3 separate regions of the Mus musculus genome follow, and all the other regions are linked to region 1. A link is a loop called in an ENCODE intact Hi-C map of the cell type or tissue named here. Cell type or tissue: heart. All regions are shown on one strand.

Region 1 (2,500 bases):
TTTATTTCATGTATATGAGTACACTGCAGCTGTCTTCAGACACACCAGAAGAGGGCATCATCGAATCCCACTGCAGATGGTTGTGAGCCACCATGTGGTTGCTGGGAATTGAACTCAGGATCTCTGGAAGAGCAGTTAGCACTCTTAACTGCTAAGCCATCTCTCCAGCCCCTAATGCATCATTTTCAAAATCTTTTTTTTTTTTTTTTTTTTTTTTTTTTTTGGTTTTTCGAGACAGAGTTTCTCTGTGTAGCCCTGGCTGTCCTGCAACTCACTCTGTAGATTTGGCTGGCCTACAGAAATCTGCCTGCCTCTGCCTCCCAAGTGCTGGGATTAAAGGCGTGTGCCATCCCTATCCACCTCATTTTCAAATTCTTATATTTTAATGCAGACTCATTCTATTTCTGATCCAATAAATTGATTTGCATTACTGCCTGAAGTGTCATGGAAGCGTTGTCTCTGTGGCACAGCCTGGGTCTTTGGTGTGTCCATGGACATAACTGGAGATAGGAAAGTTAAGAATTCCATTTTGCTGCTGACCTGGGGAGCAGGCTGCATCGTCTGAACACACCTATGGACCAATTCCAGTTTTAAGGTCTTTGAACATTTTATGTCACTTAACTATCCCGGCCAGCCAACGAGGTGCGTTCTACCACTACTCCCCATGACAGATGAAGCAATAGAATTTCAGAAAGGCAAATACATTTCTCAAGGTTACATAGCTAACAGTGGGCTGTGTTCACACAGTCAGCCTTGAGTCTGTAGTGACAAGCGTCCTGATGTTCCCTGATGTTCTCTGGATCCCTGTCAGAAGGCATCTGTCTCCATCAATGTCCTCCGGGGCAGCCTTGTCCCTGGGAATTCCAGGCTTACAATTCTGCATCAGGAACAGAGCCGACTTACCTAAGCCTTTCCCTCCAGGAAACACTTCACTTCCTCCAGTGTAATGACCCTCTTCCTTTTCCATACAATTCAATTGGAGACAAAGAGCTGCGATTTGATACCTCCTCCCCTGTGCTGTGGGCGTGAACCTGGGGCTTTCAACATGGTAGTCGGGTTCTGTAACCTGATTTATATCCCAGCTCTTTTTGTTTCTTTCTGAATTTTATCTTTTTATTTTTTAGGTATATCTATTATGTATATGGCATTCTGCCTGCATGTATGCCTGTGGCCCGAGCTGACCTTGTGCTCTGATAGCCCTCCAGGAATACAAGTGAATGCCAGAATGACAGTGCTCCAGCCTTCTAATGCCTTTTTTTTTAAAATAAATTTATGTCTGTGTGTGTGTGTATGTATGTCTGAGTGTACGTATGTCCTTTTTTTTTTTTTTTTTTTTTTTTTTTTTGAGACAGGGTTTCTCTGTATAGCCCTGGCTGTCCTGGAACTCACTTTGTAGACCAGGTTGGCCTCGAACTCAGAAATCTGCCTGCCTCTGCCTCCCACGTGCTGGGATTAAAGGCGTGAGCCACCACTGCCCGGCAGGCACATCCATATTAATGCAGACACAGACACCACAAGAGGGCAGATCCTCTGGATCTGGAGTTACAGCCAGTTGGGAGCTAGCTGCCCCCTGTGGGTGCTGGGTATTGAACTGGGGTCCTCTATGACCAGAAAGTGCTCTTAGTCACTGAGACTGTCTCCAGCTGGTCCACAACGTCTTTAAATGGCATAAATGCACATCCTAGAGTAATGAAAACTCATTTTCTGATATCTTTACCAGGTTAAGAAGAAGAAGAAGCAAGAGAAAGCTCCCAGGAGGACACCCATGGTGGCCCACACCCCAGATCCCAGCCCTCGGAGGACTGAGGCAGGACGGTTTTGACTTTGAGAAAAAGCAAAGTAATCTAGCAAGACCTTGCTTCAAAGTGAAAAACAAAACAAAACAAAACAAAAACAAGCTGAACAAAAGTTTTACTCTAGAGTACTTCTGCAATGTAGAATTATATAAGGTGAATTATGAAGTGCCCTTTCATAACCATGTTCTCTGTGATACGACCGCTCCTCTGCAAAGGCTACAGCTGAATAATGTCTTATATTGTCCTATCCTTTTGTTATGTTTGCCTGGATCCAAATATTTAGCGCGCATGCGTGTCTGACTGACGTGCAATCGCGCGCCTGCGTATGTGTGTATTTGTGCACGTGAGTGTGTAAATTTGTGTGTGTGTGTTGATGACAATTGCCCCATCAATGGCTCTCCACTTCATCTGAGTGAGTCTTCATCGCCGACTATGAAGTCCCGCGTGGGCTGCTAGCTTTTCTTCGGAGTAGCTTTAGTTAGAGATTTAGTTTGTGTCCTTCCTGCCTCTCTCTAGTGCCATGTGCCCTTAAATAGTAGGGCAAGCCTTTATGTAGTTTATACAGAATGAGATTTAAAACCTGTATTTATCTCGAAAAGAACTGAAAAAGGAAGCTAAACAAGTATGGAGGGGTCAGCACAGGCCGTCAAAGGCTGAAGCCTCAGCAGAACACGGAGCCGCAGGTTAAAGTGCTGGAGGTTAGA
Region 2 (2,500 bases), 340 kb before region 1:
AGAAAAGAGAGATGGAGGGAGGAGGGAAGAGATGGAGGGAGGAGGGGGAGAAAGAGAGCTAGCACTGCTACCTTAGCAGGTGGAAGCAGGAGGCAGACAGGCCCATCCCCAATCCCTCCCCCCTCCCCCCACCCCCCTCTACCCCTGCCTCTGTGCTGGAGGCCCTGCTGAGAGGGGAGGCCTTGCCTGAGATACTCTTAGTGTCCTGCCCTGCTTCTGGTTCTCCTTGTGCCTCTGGAAAATCACCGTGATCCTTGGAGCTGGTAGACACGCGTGTATGCGCCATGTCAGTTCAGCCCGGCAACCGCTGGAGCAGGAGGCATTGCGTTGGAATGATCAGTTTAGAAAGTAAACTCCTCCAGGTTGAGCTTTCATAGAAATCCTAGTGTTCCCTGTGCTTGGTTTCCCACACTGGTGCATAGTAGGTGCTCAATGCTGATGCAATCTAATTGATGCAAGGTGATTTATTTTTTACAGGCAGGCCTCCAGAAGTCCAAAGCCAGGGCCATTTTCCCGTGGAAACAGACCAGACTCTATCTAACCTTGACTTCCAGTTCAGTATACCCACCGTGACAGTCCCAGGAAGGGCAGGGGCGCACACTCCCATATCTCCACAGAGATTGCCTGGCAGCAAGGGCAGTACAGAGGCTGTGTGTAGACTCAGTGTCACCCCTTCTATGGCCTTAGATGCAAGTCCTAAGGGCTGGAGAGATGGCTCCGTGGTTAAAAATGCTTACTGTTCTTGTGGGGGATCCAGTACTGACCTCAGAGGGCTCACACTGCCTTTACCTCCAGTTCCAGAGGATCTGAGCCCTCATTTGGCCACTGTGGTGTCTTATTAAGGTTTCTATTGCTGTGCTGAATACACCATGACCAAAATCCAAGTTGAGGAGGAAAGGGTTTATTTCGCTTACACTTTCATATCACTGTTTGTCATTGAAGGAAATCAGGACAGGAACTCAATCAAGGCAGGAACTGATGCAGCGGCCATTGAGGGGTGCTGCTTAGTGGCTTGCTCCCCATGACTTGCTCAGCCTGCTGGCTTATCGAACCCAGGACCACCAGCCCAGGGATTGCCCCACACCCAACTGGCTGGGTCTGCCTCCATCGATCACTAATCAAGAGAATGCCCTACAGCCGGATCCTATAGAGGCATTTTCTCAGTTGAGGTTTCCCTCCTTTCAGATATCTCGCTGTGTCAAGCTATCATAAAACTGCACAGCACAATGGGTACCTGCACTTACATACACAACACTCACCCCGGCCCCACACAGACGTACAGATACGATCTTCTGTTTGTTTTTGTTGTCTGAGACACCACACCCTCTGCTGGGCGTCTATCAAGGGAAAGAATAGATGGAGGCCAGTAACTGGGTTTCTTTGGTGTGTGTCTCACCAGGGCACAGCAGATGGAGCCCGTGGCCTCCGGCTCACTCCAGGCAGGAAGGATGCTGGGCTTTTCCCAAGGAGAGGGGGTTGTGTAATGATCCCACTGCCTTGGCCTCCCTGACCCCGCCTTTGGCTTCCAGAGACTCCGTGCCCTCAGAAATTCCGCCCACTGCTCTCTTTAGGGGATTTCCTTTCTCAGGGAGAACAAAATGACCTCTTTTGGTTTTTCAAAAACTGCCTGGGAACGAGTTTCCCAGAGCTGACCTAACTCTCGGCAGACGACTCAAATGGAGTCCTTTCTTGTGAGCCTTGCCTCTGCGGCCCTGGTCTCCACTCCCACCCACAGAGGCCAAGTCTCTCCTCTAACCTGGGTGTTTCTCCTTCAGACATGACTGAGGTCTGCCAACAAGAGAGAGTGTCAGGCTGGACGCCCAGAGGGGCTAGATAGCTAGGCCACAGAACCACTAGTTACCTTAAGGCCCAGGGAACAATGGCTGGCACATTAAATTCTTGTTGTTATTAGTCCGGTTCCAGTGAATGATGGCATGAGCCGTACATGTATATGTATAGGGGTGTGTGTGTGTGTGTGTGTGTGTGTGTGTGTGTGTGTATGTACAGATATGTGTATATGCAAGTGCCTGAGATCTGGTGTCTTCTCAGTGGATTTCATGTGTGTATGTGTATGAATATATATGTGTATGTGTAAATAAATATATATTTATATATAATTTAAACATATAAAATATATACATAAATTTATATAAACATATCAATGCATAAATTTATATAAATACATAATTGTTTGTTTAAATTTATATAAATATTTATATAAATATAGGTAAATATATAAAGATATATATTTCTTTTTTCTTTTCTTTTTTTTTTTTTTTAAAGATGAGGTCTCTCACTGAACCTGGAACGAGCTCCAGGTATCCTCCTGGTTCTTTCTCTAGCCACTGCAGTCTCTTGTCTCTGAGCCTTCTCTTATCTTTTAATAAAGAAAGAGGAAAACAGAGTCAACTTTCCTCGGTTTCTTCACTTCCCAAGGCTTGCACAAAGCTGGGTATGATGGTCTATGTCTATAATCCCCAGTACTTGGAAGCAAGAAGAT
Region 3 (2,500 bases), 140 kb before region 1:
TAACAAGCCGGACACTCCTGGCAGCCAGGCCAGGACCGATTGTAGAAATAGTTCTCTTCACACTGGTCACAGCGATTGCCCACAAAGCCTTCCCTGCATTCACAACGGCCGTCCTCTTTACACTGGAGTGAAAGGGATCCTTCATGGTGACAGTCACAAGCTAAGGAATGAGGAGACAATTCCCATTTTAACTCGGACTGACTGTACCATCATCATGTGTACTTATGAAAAATTCACTTATGAGACTTTTAAATAGCTAAGTCCATGTAGCAGGCAAGATAGACATTTTAAAAGGAAAACTAGGTTGTGAAGTAATATGGGCAGCATGTGGCATGTGTGCATACATGTGCATGTATATGCTTACAAAGGTCAGAGGTCAACACTGGGTATCTGTTCATCTCTACCACCGTTTACCTAATTTCTGTTGTTTATTTTTGTGTGTGTGTATTTTTGAGACAGAGTCTCATTATGCAGCCCTGGTTGGCCTGGAACTCACTATGGAGACCGGGATGGCTTCAAACTCACAAGAGCTCTGCCTACCTTTACCTGGAATTAGGTCCAGGTCTCTAAAGAGCTGCTGTGTCAGCATTAAAGGTGTGTGCCACTGTGCCTAGATCTCCCTTATATTTTGAGACTTGCATCTCAACCCGAGCTGCTGGCCAGTGAGCTCCAGGGATCTACCTGCCTCGGCCTCGTTACAGATACACACCTGCCTTTTTATATGGGTGCTGGGGATCTGAACTCAGGCTCTCCTGCTCGAATGGCAAGCACTTTATCAACTGAGTCACCTCAGCAATCCCTTGGGGCACATGACCTCAATGTGGTATAAAAATTACACGAATGTCAGGCATGGTAGAGAATATGTCTCTGGGAGGTAGAGGAAGGGGAAGTGAGGTCAGCCTGAGCTACACAGAGAACACACACAGTATATTAAATGATGTAGCGCTCTTTCTCATATGCTTCTGGGACTCCTCTCTACTTTCATCTTTAAATTTCTCTAAGAAATAAGAAAACCCAAATGCTAACCTAACACTTCCTGCGCTTCTTTACAGTTTGTTTTCTCTTTGGAATTTCTACATTCCACACAAGAAATGAAGGAATTCAGAAAGCAAAAAAATCCAAACTGTTCTGATTTCCAGGCAAGTGTTTATGCCAAGGAGAAGCAGATGTTTATATGCAACCAAACCAAATGGGCTCCAAGGGTGGAGCCGAAGCAAGCCAATAGCGGCCGAGCAGAGCCACGGCTGCTTCTTTATCTGCAGAGCCGAGGTAGTCAGGAAGCCTTAATAAGCAGAGTGGACACGCTCAGTGCTTCAGGGGGGATTTTTTTTTCTTTAGAAAACAAAATTACAAGGAGAAATAAGTATAAAAAAACTAGAAAAGGAGACATCAACAGGGTGGTACCAGAGGAACCAAAGGCCCTCGATCTCCAGAGTTTTCTGATAGTCACAGGAGGTTTCTTTCGTGGCCACAGAGGCTATCAGGCCTGTAACGCACTAACTGGCATGGGAGACACTGCACTGCAAGTCACCATGTCTTACGTTTGCAGCCTTCAGGTCCAAACCCAAAGTGGTTGGTCTCACAGCGCTCACAGTGCTGGCCGGTGATGCCAGGCTGGCACTCACACTGCCCGGTGCGGATGTCACACTGCCCATTGGTGGAACCCAAAGCATGGCAGTCACACCTGAGGAGAAGCACAAGATGTTTCTAGGGTAGGAGGGGCAGAGAGTGGGCAACATTCTCATCTGGAAGACAGCACGCTAAGGACGACTCATCAGAATGTTAGGGGTTGTTCCCTTAGGTCCACACTAAACCCTACTGACAGAGAACTGGACAGACTCCCAGGCTGCAGCCCTGATGAGTCTGTCTCAGAAGAAACCTTGCAATCTGCATTTTGAAATGTCTGAGGGCTGGAGAGATGGCTCAGCAGTTAAGAGCACTGACTGCTCCTCCAGAGGTCCTGAGTTCAATTCCCAGCAACCCCATGGTGGCTCACAACCATCTGTAATAGGATGGGATGCCCTCTTCTGGTGTGTCTGAAGACAGCTACATTGTATTCACATAAATAAAATAAATAAATCTTAAAAAAAAAAAAAGAATTAGTGTCTGACACATCAGAACTGCCACTATGCTATCTATCCCTTCTGTCCCCTATTTACACAGCGCCTTTCCTGCATAAGACACTGGAAACAATTCCTAAGCAACCTCAAGCCAGCTGCTTAGAGTAGCTTGGAAAGATGTACTTCTTAAGACAAAGACAACAAGGATCACTTTACACAGACTCAAGTCTCACCTCTCGCAGCCTTGCCCGCTCTGCAGGTTGTAGTAGCCAGGGTCACAAGTACCGCAGTCGCGGCCAGACACATGAGGCAGACACTGGCACTGTCCGGTCACCGGGTTACAGCTGCTCTGTTGCTGCACTGTCCCGTAGGGATTGCAGGCGCAGGCTAGGGTGGGGAGACAGAGAAAGCAACAGATGCAAATCTCCAGGGAGAGCAGT

What was found. Peaks named below come from ENCODE experiments on the same cell type or tissue, not always from the same donor. Only the 100,000 strongest peaks of a DNase experiment are listed, where the experiment ranks them.
Region 2: a loop joins it to region 1, with 4 times the contacts of the local background. A loop is called at or near these places in 5 of 42 quality-filtered maps.
Region 3: a loop joins it to region 1, with 2.8 times the contacts of the local background. A loop is called at or near these places in 8 of 42 quality-filtered maps.

Annotation. Positions count from the first base shown.
Region 1 is chr1:153,384,311-153,386,810 of GRCm38, forward strand. The region is part of intron 1 of Gm46246 (a long non-coding RNA gene); the gene reads right to left. Among named protein-coding and RNA genes, the nearest start is that of Gm46246, 11 kb to the right of the region's middle. In heart, a CTCF peak has its summit at 1,519 (motif pointing right); a DNase peak (open chromatin) is centred at 1,001; H3K27ac peaks cover 490 bases.
Region 2 is chr1:153,046,871-153,049,370 of GRCm38, forward strand. All of the region lies in intron 1 of Nmnat2 (nicotinamide nucleotide adenylyltransferase 2), which reads left to right. Among named protein-coding and RNA genes, the nearest start is that of Nmnat2, 93 kb to the left of the region's middle. In heart, a CTCF peak has its summit at 1,392 (motif pointing right); a DNase peak (open chromatin) is centred at 1,501; H3K27ac peaks cover 1,460 bases.
Region 3 is chr1:153,240,336-153,242,835 of GRCm38, forward strand. It overlaps Lamc1 (laminin, gamma 1), which reads right to left. Exons shown (of 28, transcript NM_010683.2): 15 at 2,294-2,447; 16 at 1,542-1,684; 17 at 1-160. Among named protein-coding and RNA genes, the nearest start is that of Lamc2, 55 kb to the left of the region's middle. In heart, no CTCF peak of the experiment used is centred here; a DNase peak (open chromatin) is centred at 1,226.